Regions from separate parts of the Mus musculus genome. Here region 2 is linked to region 1. The links are chromatin contacts, found by Hi-C or POLR2A ChIA-PET in ENCODE. All regions are on one chromosome and are shown on one strand. Each heading gives the region's core, a stretch centred on a gene start or an enhancer-like site at or near the end of the contact. The rest is flanking DNA. Distances are from core to core; before and after follow the strand shown. Region 1 has its middle 21 kb from the start of Gm51264. Region 2 holds the start of Trmt5 (TRM5 tRNA methyltransferase 5).

The links. A loop is a pair of places that touch in the nucleus more often than their neighbours do. ChIA-PET counts read pairs that join two places held with the same protein, here RNA polymerase II (POLR2A).
Region 2: a loop to region 1 is called in a map of left cerebral cortex, with 2.2 times the contacts of the local background. The contact joins the promoter of Trmt5 here to the enhancer-like site in region 1. A Hi-C loop is called at or near these places in 1 of 37 maps with a recorded cell type or tissue (left cerebral cortex). POLR2A ChIA-PET finds 5 or more read pairs at or near these places in 1 of 5 experiments (Patski).

The regions. Positions count from the first base shown.
Region 1 is chr12:73,021,582-73,028,792 of GRCm38, reverse strand. No RefSeq gene overlaps it. Among named protein-coding and RNA genes, the nearest start is that of Gm51264, 21 kb to the left of the region's middle. Within about 2 kb of position 3,125, at least 1 of the 3 ENCODE cell types and tissues checked has a DNase peak (open chromatin) inside an H3K27ac peak, as active enhancers do.
Region 2 is chr12:73,282,532-73,289,742 of GRCm38, reverse strand. Trmt5 (TRM5 tRNA methyltransferase 5) reads left to right here and starts at 3,032. Exons shown (of 5, transcript NM_029580.3): 1 at 3,032-3,059; 2 at 4,468-5,108; 3 at 7,007-7,131. The coding sequence starts at 3,055. Slc38a6 (solute carrier family 38, member 6) reads right to left here and starts at 2,895. Exons shown (of 16, transcript NM_001037717.3): 1 at 2,711-2,895; 2 at 1,220-1,350. The coding sequence starts at 2,818.

The sequences.
Region 1 (7,211 bases), core at 1,876-4,375:
TCCAACTGCCGAAGGCTGTGCCCGCATAAACCTAAGGCTGTACCTACATAAAAAGAGCATTGTGGTTCTATAAAACAGTCCCCAAAGTACAGTGAAGTCGGCTGCTTGCCAGAGAAAGCATGATTACTTGACAGGGTTTCTCTGTGTAGCCCTGGATGTCCTGAAACTCAATTTTAGACCAGGCTGGCTTCGAAATCACATAGACCGACCTGCCTCCCAAGTGCTGGGATTAAAGGTGGACGCCACCTAAAGGTGTTCACCGTCACACTCATCTTAGTTTGTAAATTTAAAGTAGGCAGACAGCTTTGATGCCCTCCTTTCCCAGTAAATCAGAGATTTTTCTAAAGTAAACGAAACCTCTCAGACCATAGGGTATTGTTTCTATATTTTTATATTTAAGATTCCCTTTGATATGTATTGAAAGATTTTGTTGGTGTTTATTTGTGTGAATGACGAGCATATGTTTGTCTGTCCATATGCCATATGGCAGACATGTAGGGTAAAGTCATTCTTCTCTACTCTCCCTTGTGGGAACTGCATCTATCCTTGGCCATGTGGGTCTTAGGTGTTGAACTCGGAGGGTCAGGCTTGGTGGCTAGTGTTTTACCCATAGAGTTAGCTTGCTGGCCATATTTTATGTTTTTAATCAGAACCATGTCTTCATCAAAAGATTTGCCAACACATATTTAGCATCTTGAAAGCCTTACTGTGCCCAATATCTTGGCAAAATTAGTTTAAACTGTCATAATAGTTTCTTTTTACAGTACTCTAATATAGTTTTTATTTTCTTGTTAGGAGTTTGGAGTGGGTGGGGTGGGAACAGGAAATCCGCATTTGACGTTCTAGGTGACCCATGAGAACAGCCCAAGTTGGCTACTCAACTACAGTCGTTTAAAAGGGGTTTATGTAGACGTGTTTAAAACTTGTTACCCACTCAAAAGCCTATCATATTTAGCCTTTAGAAAAGAATTTCTAGTGTTACAAAAGGAGCTATTATACTCTCTATAAAGGCCTTCTAGTCTAATTCAGGAGAGGTGTAGATAAGTTTTTGGTTGAGCACGTTAATTAAACCTCAAAGGGCCAAGACTCAGGCTGAAACCAAATCTCCCGATTCTTAAAGTGTCGACACGTCAGATGGGATCACTGTAGATGCTGTGGACCTTTGCCTTGGTCGACCTCAGAAAATGCCATCAGTTTCTTCTTTCTCTCAAGGAGAAAACCTTAATCCCAGAGGTTTGTAAACAACTAGACACACAGATGTTTTTTTCTGAGTATTTAATAAACATTTTTGGGGTTTTGCCTGATGTTCTGATACAGGGCAGATTGTTCATTAAGGTTCAGGGAAGAGAACCTGGTCCCCAGGGAGGACCTGGAGGAGGGTGATCAGTCTCATGTCCCCAGTCTTGCCTTGCCTTGCCTTGCCCTGCCTTCCTTTGCCTTCCTTTGCCTTGCCTTGCCTTCCTTTGCCTTGCCTTGCCTTCCTTTGCCTTGCCTTGCCTTCCTTTGCCTTGCCTTGCCTTGCCTTGCCTTGCCTTGCCTTGCCTTGCCTTCCTTCCTTTCCCTCCTCTCTCTCTCCTCCCTCCCTCCCTTTCTCTCTCTTTCTTTTGTTTTTTTTTTTTTTTCTTCAAGACGTGGTCTCTCTACAAAGGCTGTCCTGAAACAGATCCACTTGCCTCTGTCTCCTGAGTGCTCTGGTGTTTGGCCTTTTTTTTTTTTTTCTTTTTTTTAATTATTTAAGCTGGGTGTGGTGGTGCATGCCTTTAAATCCAGCACTTGGGAGGCAGAGACTGGCAGGTCTCTATGAGTTTGAGGCCAGCCTGGTCTGCAAATAGAGTCCAGGACAGGGCTCTGTCATATAGAAAAACTCTGTCTTGAAAAACCAATCTATATATATTCCCAGTAGCCCAGGCTGGCCTCTAGCATATAATCAGTTGTCTTCTAACTCCAAAGCCCTGGGATTACAGGTTTGTACCACCATAGCTGGCTGAAGTCTTACTGACCATTCTTTTATTGCTGTTTCTATAGAATACAATTTCCCTTTGCATTCCTGTCTTTCTTCATTCACATTAAGCTATACATTATGGGTGGCACCTGAAGGAAGATAGAGGAAACAGGCACCAGTGATATGGAAGCTGCGTTTTATTCAGTTTGGTAGGAGTCGTTCCCAGCTCAGTACCCAGCTCCCAGGCAGTCCCTCACCAGGGCTTTCTGAATGGACGAAAGAGTAACATTTGGAGACACAAGACCCAGTGGATTATGGGAACATGTCTTGTGGCTTATCTGGATTCCTGCAATACCCATTTGTGTCTCCCCCACTGTTATATTTCCCCTTTCCAGTGTAAACTCCACACAGAAGAGTCAGGATGAGCCATGGACCATATTATGCCTTGGGTCATACTAACTTCCTTTAAGTTTCCCAGTAACTTCCCTTTACATTAGAATTAGGGGTAAACTTCTCAGAAGGTATTGTATGATCTCTTTCTTTCTTTCTTTCTTTTTTTTTTAAATATTTTTTCTTTTTTTTAAGATTTATTTATTTATTTATTTATTTATTTATTTATTTATTTAATGAAAGTACACTGTAGCTGTCTTCAGACACTCCAGAAGAGGGCACCAGATCTTGTTAAGGATGGTTGTGAGCCACCATGTGGTTGCTGGGATTTGAACTCAGGACCTTCGGAAGAGCAGTCAGTGCTCTTAACCGCTGAGCCATCTCTCCAGCCCGTATGATCTCTTTCTTATCTTATTTCATGCTCCACTTGAGCCCAGTGAGAACAGGCTGGCCTTGAACTCACCGAGACCTGCCTGCCTTTGCTTCAATTAAAGGTGCACATCACCATGCCTGCCAAACTTTCTACAAGTGCTTTAAATAGGTTGAAGTCCTCCACTCCACGAGGACTTTACAGGCCCACGTGTCCTCTAACTCTTGTGATCACTCTGCTCTCTCCTGCCCCAGTTGAAGGGTTAACCTCCCAGAACGGCCTTTTCTCTAAGGTCTAAGTATAGCAGCTCCGGGTAGAGGCGATCCTGAAACCATAATCCAAACTAGATAGGACAGGGAGCTGGCTCTCGCTGTTACCCGTCAGGCAGTCTGCTGAAGCCTAAGATGTTCTCTGTGTTGATGTCATCCTCAGGTTGGCTGCAAGCCTGCTGAAGCAGTTCCAGGCACTGCATCGGGTTACAGCTGCATCCAGAGGGACAAAAAAATCTTGCTCTTCCTTGTGTGCTCTCCTGAGGGAAGAAGCCGTTCCAGAACTCCCCTCTCTAGCAGACTTTTCATGTCTCCATGGCTAGAATGGAGTCACATACAAATTTCTACCGTGGTGGGGAGGGGGTTGTTATTGATCCTGACTATAGGTTCCGGTTCCATTTCATGTGTTGGGTACATCGGGCAGTTTTGCAATCTAGAGATTTCTCAGAGTGATCTTTTAGCTTTAAACCACTGGAACCAACTATAGAGTGCAATACTTATCAAAATTACTAAATTTGTGGCATATTAATATATGATGTCTTCTTGATTACAACTAGATTTTTTTTTTCCCAAGACAGGGTTTCTCTGAGCAGCCCTGGCTGTTCTGGAACTCACTCTGTAGACCAAGCTGTCCTTGAACTCAGAGATCTGCCTGCTTCTGCCTTCTGAATGCTGAGAGTCAAGGTATCCCCCACCCCTGCCCAGCACAATTAGATTTGAATAATACTGGTTGGATTAATAAGCATTAAGAATTATTTTAAGGGGCTGGAGAGATGGCTCAGTGGGTAAGAGCACTGATTGCTCTTCCAGAGGTCCTGAGTTCAATTCCCAGCAACCACATGGTGGCTCACAACCACCCGTGATAAGATCTGACGCCCTCTTCTGGTGCATCTGAAGACAGCTACAGTGTACTTATAATAAATAAATAAATAAATAAATAAATAAATAAATAAATCTTTTAAAAAGGTTACTTTAAGAGAGTGATAGGCATAAATAATGTTTTGAGATAGTTTTTAAACAACTATAATGTGGGTCTAGAGTGATGGCTCAGAGTTTAAGAGCACTGGCTGCTCTTCTAGGAGTCCTGAGTTCAATTTCCAGCAACCACATGGTGGCTCACAAACATCTGTAATGGGATCTAATGCCCTCTTCTGGTATGTCTGAAGACAGCTACAGTGTTACTCATGTACATGAAAGAAATATATATTAAAAATATATAATGTGACTTGAATATATCTGCAACTTATGTCAGTGGCAAAGGTACAAGCTTTTTGCACTTGGTTTGCTGGCTTTAGCAATAGAAAAAATGTTATGTTTTGGGGAGAAGTTACTTAAAATATGCATGGAGTTTCCCTCTCATTTGATACATGGATACTCTGACCTTCATCCTGGGTTCCAGTGCCTGGTCTAGATGAGTTGATGTTCGAGGAATGATGGGGCCTGGTGGTACAGGCTTATAATCCTGGCTACTTGGGGTACTGAGGAAGGACCTCAAACTCAAAGCCTACTCTAGCAACTTGCTGAGAGACTCTGTCTCAAAATAGAGAATAAAAAGAGGACTGAGATAGAGTTCTTACCTAACAGGCAAGAGGCCCTAGGTTCAATTCCCAGTGCAACAAAAATAAATTAAAAAATATCTAATTATGTGGCATATAAGCATACTGTTTGACCTATAGTAGGTACTCAATAAATTATAGCTTGATATATAGACACAAGGAGAAATCTTGAAAGTAAGAAACCCAAAATATTTAAATCAATGCACTGGGAAAAACTAGGAATGAGGTTTCAGGGGCTTATTAACACAGTTTCTCCTATGAACTTCTGAGTGGTTTGAGCAAAGGCACAGGAGTAGGGTCAACCTGATAGATGAACTTGGAAGAGCGTATCACAAATACCCACAATCACCCGGCCTTACGAAGGCTCTGTCCAGAGGAGCTCTCTTTTAATGCCATGTGTCAGGATCACTGGGAGCTATATTCCTGGACGATGGCTGGCTCTGTGTTATGTCACTGGTGCTGGGTAGTCCAGGATAAAGGCTTGGCTCTCCATCCTATGGTGTGACCACACTGGCGCAATGCTGACGTTCTGGCTCATCCCGGTAATTTTAGTTCTTTGCTCTCTTCTCTCGAGAAGGATGCAATTTTAGGACCATTAAGATAACATACTTTGGTCAAATAGATAAAAGGTCATTTTTACCCACAAGATGGGTGGGGATGCCTTTGTTCATATGTATATGTGGATTTGTAAGAAAAAGAAAGAGATGGTTTCTGTGTCCCGAAGACTATTCTAGTGCGGTCCTTCAATAAAGGGAGCCAATTTCCATGGTTTAGTCATTCGACAGCACCGTTTACTGGCTATGATTCGAAGGTTTGAAATCATATAGGCATGAATTCACATTCTCACTTTGTAATGTACTGCCTGTGATCCTGAGCAAACAACCTCAAAATGGCAATAATAATAATAGTGAAAATAATAATGATGATGAAAATAATAATAATGACTTGCAGTAAGCACTGTATCAACAGCAATGGTAATCATGCAAGATTCATACCCACGGTCTGTTGGGACTTGAATGGCATGACCCCAACAGGCTTAGTTTGAGGACTTGGTGCATAGCTGGGTAGCGCTGTTTGGGGAGGTCTGGGACTGTAAGTACAGCTTCTTTAGAAGAAGCGGGTTGCTCAGGGTAGACCTTGGGGCTCTAGAGTCTCTCCCAGCTTCTTGAGTGCCCTTGGTCTCTCTGTAGAGGTGTGAACAGGGAGCAAGAGTTCCCTGGCACCACAGGCTGCATGCACTCCAACTGTGAGCTAAATGAATTGGTTCTCCACTACATTGCTTTTTGTCATCCATTTGGTTACAGTGAAGAGAAAATCAACCAATAGAGTCCATGTGGGACAACCATTCTCTTAAAGTCAAGTCTCGTTTTTACTACTGTTCACACAGGAATAATGAGGAGATGATGTACATTTATGTATCTATATACATAATTTATATCATATTTATTATATATAATTGATATGTTAATATTATCTGTTAAAGTATAATAATTATATTTTACATATTATAATATATAATGTTATATATTTTATTATATATTATGTTTCATGATGTATATTATATATTTTCACACTTGCCTCTAAACTTCATTTTCCTTTCTTGGCAAAGTGAAGTTCGCTGGGCTACCCTCCTTATAGGATTGTCCTAAAGATGAAACCGCTGTATGCTGCAGTTTCTTTTCATGGCATGATTCATAAGTGCTAAGCAAATGCAGAGTCGGCCAGCATTAGCTTCCCTGATCTTACACAGCCAATAAAGCCTGGTTAGATTTCCATGTACTTTACTAAAATAATAGACTGATTGATTTTGCTTGTTCAAGGAGCATGGATTATTAATAATACTTAGAAATTTGACACAAGGGTAAATAAATTGTAAGTACAGCATATCTGTGATGAGATTGTCACCAATTTTATAAAACACATGTGGGCTTTTATGAACTATTAATTAAAACCGTGGTTACTATTGTGTATTACGACAGCCTTAGTGCGGTGTTGGGCTCCATCCTGTAATCCCAGGTCTCAGGTGACCAAAGCAGGAAGATTTCCACTCCATGTTTGCCTGGACTCCCTGGGGAGAGCCTGCTCACCCCCCTTTCCCCCACCAACCACCCCCCCCCGTCAAAAAAAAAAAAAGGAAAAGAAAAGAGAAAGAAAGAAAACGTCACAAAGGAAAGCCGCTTTGATTTTTTTTCTATGCTCAATTTATTCTTATCCAAAATAGTTTTGGCTTGCTTTCAAATGTTCAAATTAACACATGAGGCTTTTTAAAAGATTAATTAATTAATTAAATATCTGTGAGTCTGCTGTCGCTCTCTTCAGACACTCAGAAGAGGGCATCGTATCCCCTTACAGATAGCTGTGAGCCACCATGTGGCTGCTGGGATTTGAACTCAGGACCTCTGGAAAATCGGTCAGTGCTCTTAACTGCTGAGCCATCTCTCCAGTCCCGAGGCATTTTTTTTTTAATTAAAAAAAATTGTATGTGTATGGATGTTTTGTCTGCATGTATGTGCCACATTCGTACCTGTTGCCCAAAAGGGTCAGAAGAGGGCATCAGATGTCTCAGAACTGGAGTTACGGGGAGTTGTAAGCCACCTCGTGGGTCCTAGGAACTAAACCTGGGCCCTCTGCAAGAGCAGCAGATGATCTTAACCACTGAACCACCTCTCCATTCCCAGCAGGAG
Region 2 (7,211 bases), core at 1,783-4,282, 260 kb before region 1:
TATGGCTGAGGAAGACCCTGAATTCCCCGATCTTCCTGTCTCTACCTCCCAACTACCAGGACCAGTCCTTCAGGGGCTTCAGAAAAGGCTTTGTTGTCACAGGCAAGGAGGCTGCAGCTGTGTCCTGCTCCCGAAACACCTCCCCATGAGCAAGGTGTGTAAACTGATCCTGGCTCTCGGGTAGTAAGTGTGCTTATGTCTGAGTTTTAAAGAAAAAGTTGGAAAAGGAAAATACGAGAATAAGAGTAGATTAAATTTAAAAAGCTTATGTAATAAGGACATATAGAAAGAAAAGTTTTATATGGTATATGGTGTATTTGTTTTTTAGGCTATTATAACAAGAATCAAAACATTGAAAAACAAAACACAAGGCCCTTAAAACGACTTCTCCAGTTCCTCTCAGCACGACGTCCAATCCAGGAACAGGTTTCTTCTTTCACTGGATCTTTTTTGCATGTGTTGATAAACAAATACGATTACATTACAACTGCTGCGGCATTTACTATACTAGCACGTGGACTGCACTATATTAGGTGATTTTTTTAGCCTATGAGCAACAGGCAATACTGTATAGATGTGTAGAAGGTTTTACCATCTAGGTTTGTTTAAGTATACTCTATAAGGATCACCCAGGAACGAAAAAGCATTGCCGCACTTCAGAACTATTAGCCATGGCTACTCCACTTGGTACCCTCTCCCCCTTTTAGTTAAACAATAACAATTCCTAAAGTAACTTGTTTTCTAGATCCTTACCCACTGTGCCCTATGGACCCCAGTCATGTCTGACCAGGAAAGCTGCTTATCTATCACATGACATCCTAACCACTTACCTTATCTCCAAAGCTTCCCCTAGCAACAACCTGCCCAAAAGGGACAATGCTCAGTGGCCTTCCCTTTCTTTTTTGTGCCCTATAAGCCCTTGGGTTCTGATTCTTACACCAGAGCCCCGCTTTGCTGGTGCTGTTTTAAAGCCCACGCTATCTTAGAGCCCCGGGGTTCCTTTCTTGAGGTTCCTACATGAATGCCCACCCCCTCAAGCCATGCATGACTGTAGGGAGCATTCCTCCAAAGCACAGAACTAGATAGGCACAAGGGGAACAAAACAGCATTAAAACCCCAGAAGTAATCCAACTAGAAATTGTAGACCGGTAACTTCTGGAATCAAAATTCCTTATCAAAATGGAACCGTGTGATGACAAAATATGGAAACAGGCCTCACCTAAATCCAAGGATACCCGTGTTAGCCATCACATACGCCAAACCAAGGATGCCGCTTCCCATGATGGCGTTCATCACGTTAAAGACGGAGAGACCAAAGGAAGCACCGGAGGATCCCTGCCTGTGAGGTTCCTGGAAACACACCATTTACCCACATTAAATGCCTGAGGAAGGAAGTTAAAGTGTGCTGAGCCATTCTACACACTTGAGGAATCGTGTGAACACTAATTAACCAGGACGTGGCTAGTTCTTTCGCCCATGTAACACAGGCTAGTCTCATTGGAGAAGAGGGGATCTCAATTGGGAGAATGCCCTAAAGAGACTGGCCAAGACACGGCCTGTTTTAGGTGGGGGCATCCCTGAGCAGGCAGGCCTTCCTGGGGATGAAGGAGAGCAAACTGAGCAAGCCAGTAGGGGCAAGTCAATATTTCCTCCGGGTCTCCCGTTTCAGTTTCTGCCTCCAGATTCCTGCCCTGACTTTCCTTCAAGACGGACTGTAGCTGTAAGATGAAATAAGCCCTTCCCTTCCCAAGTTGCTTTCCGTCATAGGAGTTATTACCCCAAGGAAAAGCACATTTGGACATAACACTTGTTCCTTTCCCTCCGTTCTGACCTATTGGTGCAACTCAAGGAAACGAGTCTTCCAGGAAAATTACTTCCTCCCATGCAGGGCCCAGCTGGCTTCAGTGGGAGCCACAGCCTTGTGACTTCAAGAGATCAAGATAGGGTGGAGACAGAGGAGGAACGGGCCTCAGTCACGTGCTTCCTGAAGAATCCCAGTGTCAGCATGGAACTTCTGTCCCTAACTCTTCTTCCTCAAGTACGAGGACCGCAATAAACTAACCTTTTGTTTATATGCCTAATGAATTAAGTCGATTAGCAGGAATATCTTACAGGGACAACATAAACCAAACCATCAGCTGTTACAGTCCAGGGATTCATAAAAAGTGGAGTGGCAGGACTGGAAAGCAGCTCTGAGTTAGGGAGTTTTTCTAGCATGCCCAAGGCCCTCCTAGGCTGGACATTCAAGACCGAAGAGGCTCCGGGGCCCCCGGGCACACACAGCCCACTACACCGGCTTTAGGTTAAGGACGAGCAATGTGCACATTACCAGAGACCTCTCCTCATCTTCACTTACAGGGACTTGAGTATTAAAGTGCCTATAGCTCATCTTTCCCTTGGCCCCATGATTAAATCCAGAAAAGAAACATCGTGTGATGTTCTTGCAAGACCTCACAAGGCTAGAGGAGACAGAGGCGACAATGACACAAAGCAATGGTGAGTCACAAAACCGAGGCTCATCCCGCTGGTGTTCCAAGCCTCTCACTATTGACTGAGTGCTCCATGCTGCTGCCACATTCCAAACTCGCCTGGGGTCAGTGGTTCGGGCCCCACCCCAGGGTCAGTCCCCTGCAGTCCAAGGCTCCTCTTGCAAGCCCTGAAAGATACCGAAGCGCACAGGAACCCAGCGCAGCCAGTAAAGCCCACTTACGTTGCTTAGCAACGGACTCCACTCGTCTGCAGCCACCGCCTCCTCTGGCTGCTGGGCAGAGACGTACCAGCCTGGCTCCGCTTGGATGCTGTGCCGGGACGCCTGCATGGTGCTCCGCGACCGACTGCTAAGTAAATCACGGAGCCGCTTCCCCTAACCCCAAGCGCCCCGGCTGAGCGGCTTCAGAGGCGGAGCTACGGGCTTGGCCCTTCCGGGCTCTCGTAGCAAATCGCGGGCCCGGAAGAGAGGTGCGAGTCCACAGGGTCGGACTCTACGCTGCCTTCGCGGCCAGCAGTGATGACGTCACCAGCCTCCGACGCCCTATTTCCGAGCTGCACCAGAGCATGAGGTGAGGGGTTCGGGTCTGAAGCCGGCCTCGGGTGACGCTGGCCCTGGAAAGGTGCAGCTGGTGAGGGGGCAGTAGTGTCCCGGGTGATGTAGAAAACCTGACGGTACCGCGGCGGGACTCGTGCTCTTCTTTCTTGCCCAATGAGCGCAAAAAGGCCACCAGGTCATTCATCTCCTTGTCCACCGGCCGCTAAGCCGAGGCCGGAGCCCTTGGGTAGGGGGCTGGTCAAATGCATGGTGAGGGCTGATGCACCCAGTGGTAGGATTGGATAGCATGAGAAGTGCCGGGATTAGGTTCCCATTACCACAAAAATCTTTTCATAGTTTAAACCACATATTACAGATGGAAAACGGACGCCTACATTTACTTCAAACAACACAGTAAAGCCTTGTCAAAATACTGAAGCTTTTAGTTATAGGCATGGCATATGGCAGTACACTATGATAGACATCCTAACAGTATACTAAGGTCATATGGGAAGGGACAAATCTCATGTATCCAGACCAACCTGGAGGATGACTTTAATTTCTGATCTGCTTTCTGAGTGCCTGCACCACTGTGCCCAGGCTATGTAGTGCTGAAAGCCCATGAATTTGCTTGTGCTTGCTAGGTACACTTCTAGCTAAACTGTATCCCCAGCTTTCAGGTCATTTTTAACCAAGCTTTTGTTTTTTTTTTTGTTTGTTTGTTTGTTTGTTTGTTTTTGAGGTCTGGTCTCAAATGCATCCCAGGCTGGCCTTGAACTTTTAATCCTCCTATTTCCTCATGCTGAGATTACAGGTAGGCACCACCATGCCTGATATTATGTGCTGTTAGGGATGACCCCAGGACCTCATGCGTGCTAGGCAAGCTTTCTACCAGTGAGCTACATTTTAAGACCTTAATGAACGTTTAAGCCTTGCCAAGCCACTTAGCAGCCACATAACTTTGGGTGATTAACTTACCCCTTAGCTTACAAACTTCATAACACAGCTTCTGATACAACAGCCCGTTGAATAAATAAAATAAGATCTCCTAAGAATATCCCAGTAAGTATTACCATTGGTGGCATCACATATAGTGATCATTTCATTTAGAGATGACCCTTAACTCAAATTTCATACTTCCTATTCTATGTGTATTCTGTCGAAATTTGTGAGCAGAGTTCTTTGGGTATAGGGAGATTGCTAGACCACTAATTTTTCTGTTATAGGGGCAAATAGACTGAAAATGCAAATGTATTATTTACCAGGGACAGTGATCATTCTAACCTGCAAGAGAGACTGCCCTCCCTTGCCATCCAAACCTTTTGTCAGCACTTGGCAGGTGACTTGAAAGATAATTTATATTTTCATCCTCAAAAGCCATTGTGAATGTGTTCACATGTAGCTTGATGGTGTTTGGTGTTTTGTTTTGTTATTTTCCCCAGAATCGTATGGAAGCTATTTGGATTCTCAAGAAGACTTTTGCAAGTGGAATGGTGTCACCCCAGTGAATCAATATTGTTGTTTACCCTGGTGCCGAGACTTAGGAAAGCGCCTTCTGTTTTCTTGTTGGGTCAAAGACAAGGACTCTCAACCATGCCAGAAATAGAAGCAAGTGTGAGAGATAGTGAATTATTTTCACCACCCTCTGACGTTCGAGGAATGAGAGAACTTGATAGAACAGCTTTTAAGAAGACAGTGTCCATCCCTGTGCTTAAAGCGAGGAAAGAAGTAGTCAACAGATTGATGCGAGCCCTCAGGAGAGTAGCCCTGCAGCGCCCGGGCATAAAGCGAGTGATTGAGGATCCCAAGGATGAAGACAGTAGGCTGATCATGTTGGACCCCTACAGGATGCTTACTGCTGATTCCTTTGACAAAGCAGAACTCGGAGTTTTAAAAGAACTTGATGTCAGCCCACAGTTATCCCAGTACAACTTGGAACTAACATATGAAAATTTTAAGTCAGAAGAAATTTTGAAAGCTGTGCTTCCTGAAGGTCAAGATGTAACCTCTGGATTCAGCAGGGTTGGGCATATTGCACACCTGAATCTCCGAGATCACCAGCTGCCCTTCAAGCATTTAATTGGTAGGTGGATTACAGTCAGATTCATACTCTAGAAAAAAAGTGACATTCTAGTTTTAGTGCTTAATTTTTTTATTTCAAAATGCTAACTTAAAGAAACAGGGTAAAAAAAAAAAAAGCAGGGTAGTTTAGTTTTTATTTGAAACCAAATCAGAAGCACCTTCCCCCTTTTTGAAAAACATTTTGGAATATCTTCTTTGTAGTCATAGTGTTGGCAGAGACTTTTGGGCCTACACACACACACACACACACATACTCTTACTCTCTCTCTCTCTCTCTCTCTCTCTCTCTCTCTCTCTCTCTCTCCAACCACTTTGTTATATTGAACAAAATCCTTTTGGTCCAAAAAGCCATTAGGCCTTTGGGACATTGGTCAGTACAAGGTTTTGAAATTTGGTGTTTCAGAGTCACATATACAATGCTAGTGACTTAGCTAGTAATTTAGCTAATTAAGCCTCTTCTTTATGGTAAACACTTTAAAACTTTCTTAAGTGCTCCTAGCCTTTTAGAAACTGCTATGTACACCCTACTATTGTAGCTCCAGGGAAACCCACAGCCTTTATTATTTGGATAGAAGGATAATCAAAATCACATTTTATATAAATACTTGGTATACATGCATTCTGTAGGTTACTCTTTTTAATACAGTAATTTTCAAAACATGTGGGAATTATTCCCAGCTTTAAAATGTAGCATTCAGTATTTTGCATCGATTGGACTTGATAATGCCCTTCTGCTTCCTCTCTCTTCATTGACAAAAGACATTAATACTGCACAGTGGGGACTCAGCTCAGGGTCATATGTGGGCTTTCATATAATACCCTAACTTAAAACTATGTTTCTCCTAAAATGGTGGTGGTGCATAAGGGTTAAAAGTGAAACATTTCTGGCTGGGGACATAGCTCAGCTGCCATACCAAGTCCAAAGCCCTACGGCTTTCCTATGGAATTATAGAAATGCTTTTAATGTTTTAAAATTTTATTTAAAACTAACTTTTATGTCTTAGAAGTAAGTGAAAGGCAACCCATCCATGAATATATGGGACACAAAGTTGGGTGGGTAGGGAAGTCGAGTGCATCTGGGAGGAGTTGGGGGAACAGGTTCATAGCTTCAAAAAGTTTTAATTGAGTTCAGATATGATAAGTAGAACACAATAAGGCAGCCATTGATTATTTTACATATTCTGAATTCTGATAATCTCATTGTATTTCATCAAATTTATATTCAGTACATTTTTCTAACTTAAAGATGAAGTTCTTTCTTTATGAAATGAGAACATAGATCTCTATAAAATTTCCAAGTGTTGACAAAAAGATAGAGACTTAATTAAAGATTTTAACAGTAAGTCATTTCTGATGTATATTATTGTCTTTGTAGCCTTTCTGCTAGGATAAATGTTTGACTAAATGACCAATTTAAGTAGAAGAACATTTTTAATTTAGGTCAGCCTCTGAAGAACCTTTGTCTCCTTGGCTGTAAACATTGCTTGCTGATACACATCCCTAAACTGTAGGCATGTGCTTCAGACCCACAGCAAAAGAAACCTTTGGTGTGAAGCCAGCAGAACAAGCATATGGCTTTCTTCGCTTTCTAGCGTTTCTGGGGCCATTTGTTGTCAGGGTCTTCACAGCTTCTCATTCCATTGTCAGTTTCATATGGTCGACCCTTTTGCTTCTATTTGAATAAGTTTAAAGAAAATGAGGAAAAACAATAGACCACAAGCCCTCAAAAATTTGCTTTAAAGATATCCATAAATTTTCTGTATGTACTTTAATTTTAGAATTGTGGGTAGAATTACACATACCGAGTACAGTTTTTATTTGTAAACCAAAAGAAAATGTAATTCGTTTATGTTAAATTGTTTAGTTTTCGTTTCACAGTCATGAATTTTCACCTTTTAGGCCAAGTTATGGTTGACAAAAACCCAGGAATCACCTCAGCAGTAAATAAAACCAGCAACATTGACAATACGTACCGAAATTTCCAAATGGAAGTGCTGTGTGGAGAGGAAAATATGCTGACCAAGGTACTGCCCTGTTTACCAATTCCAAGAGAACAGCAGGACTGATGCTTAGAATCAGGACAGGACATATTCATAATATGGCT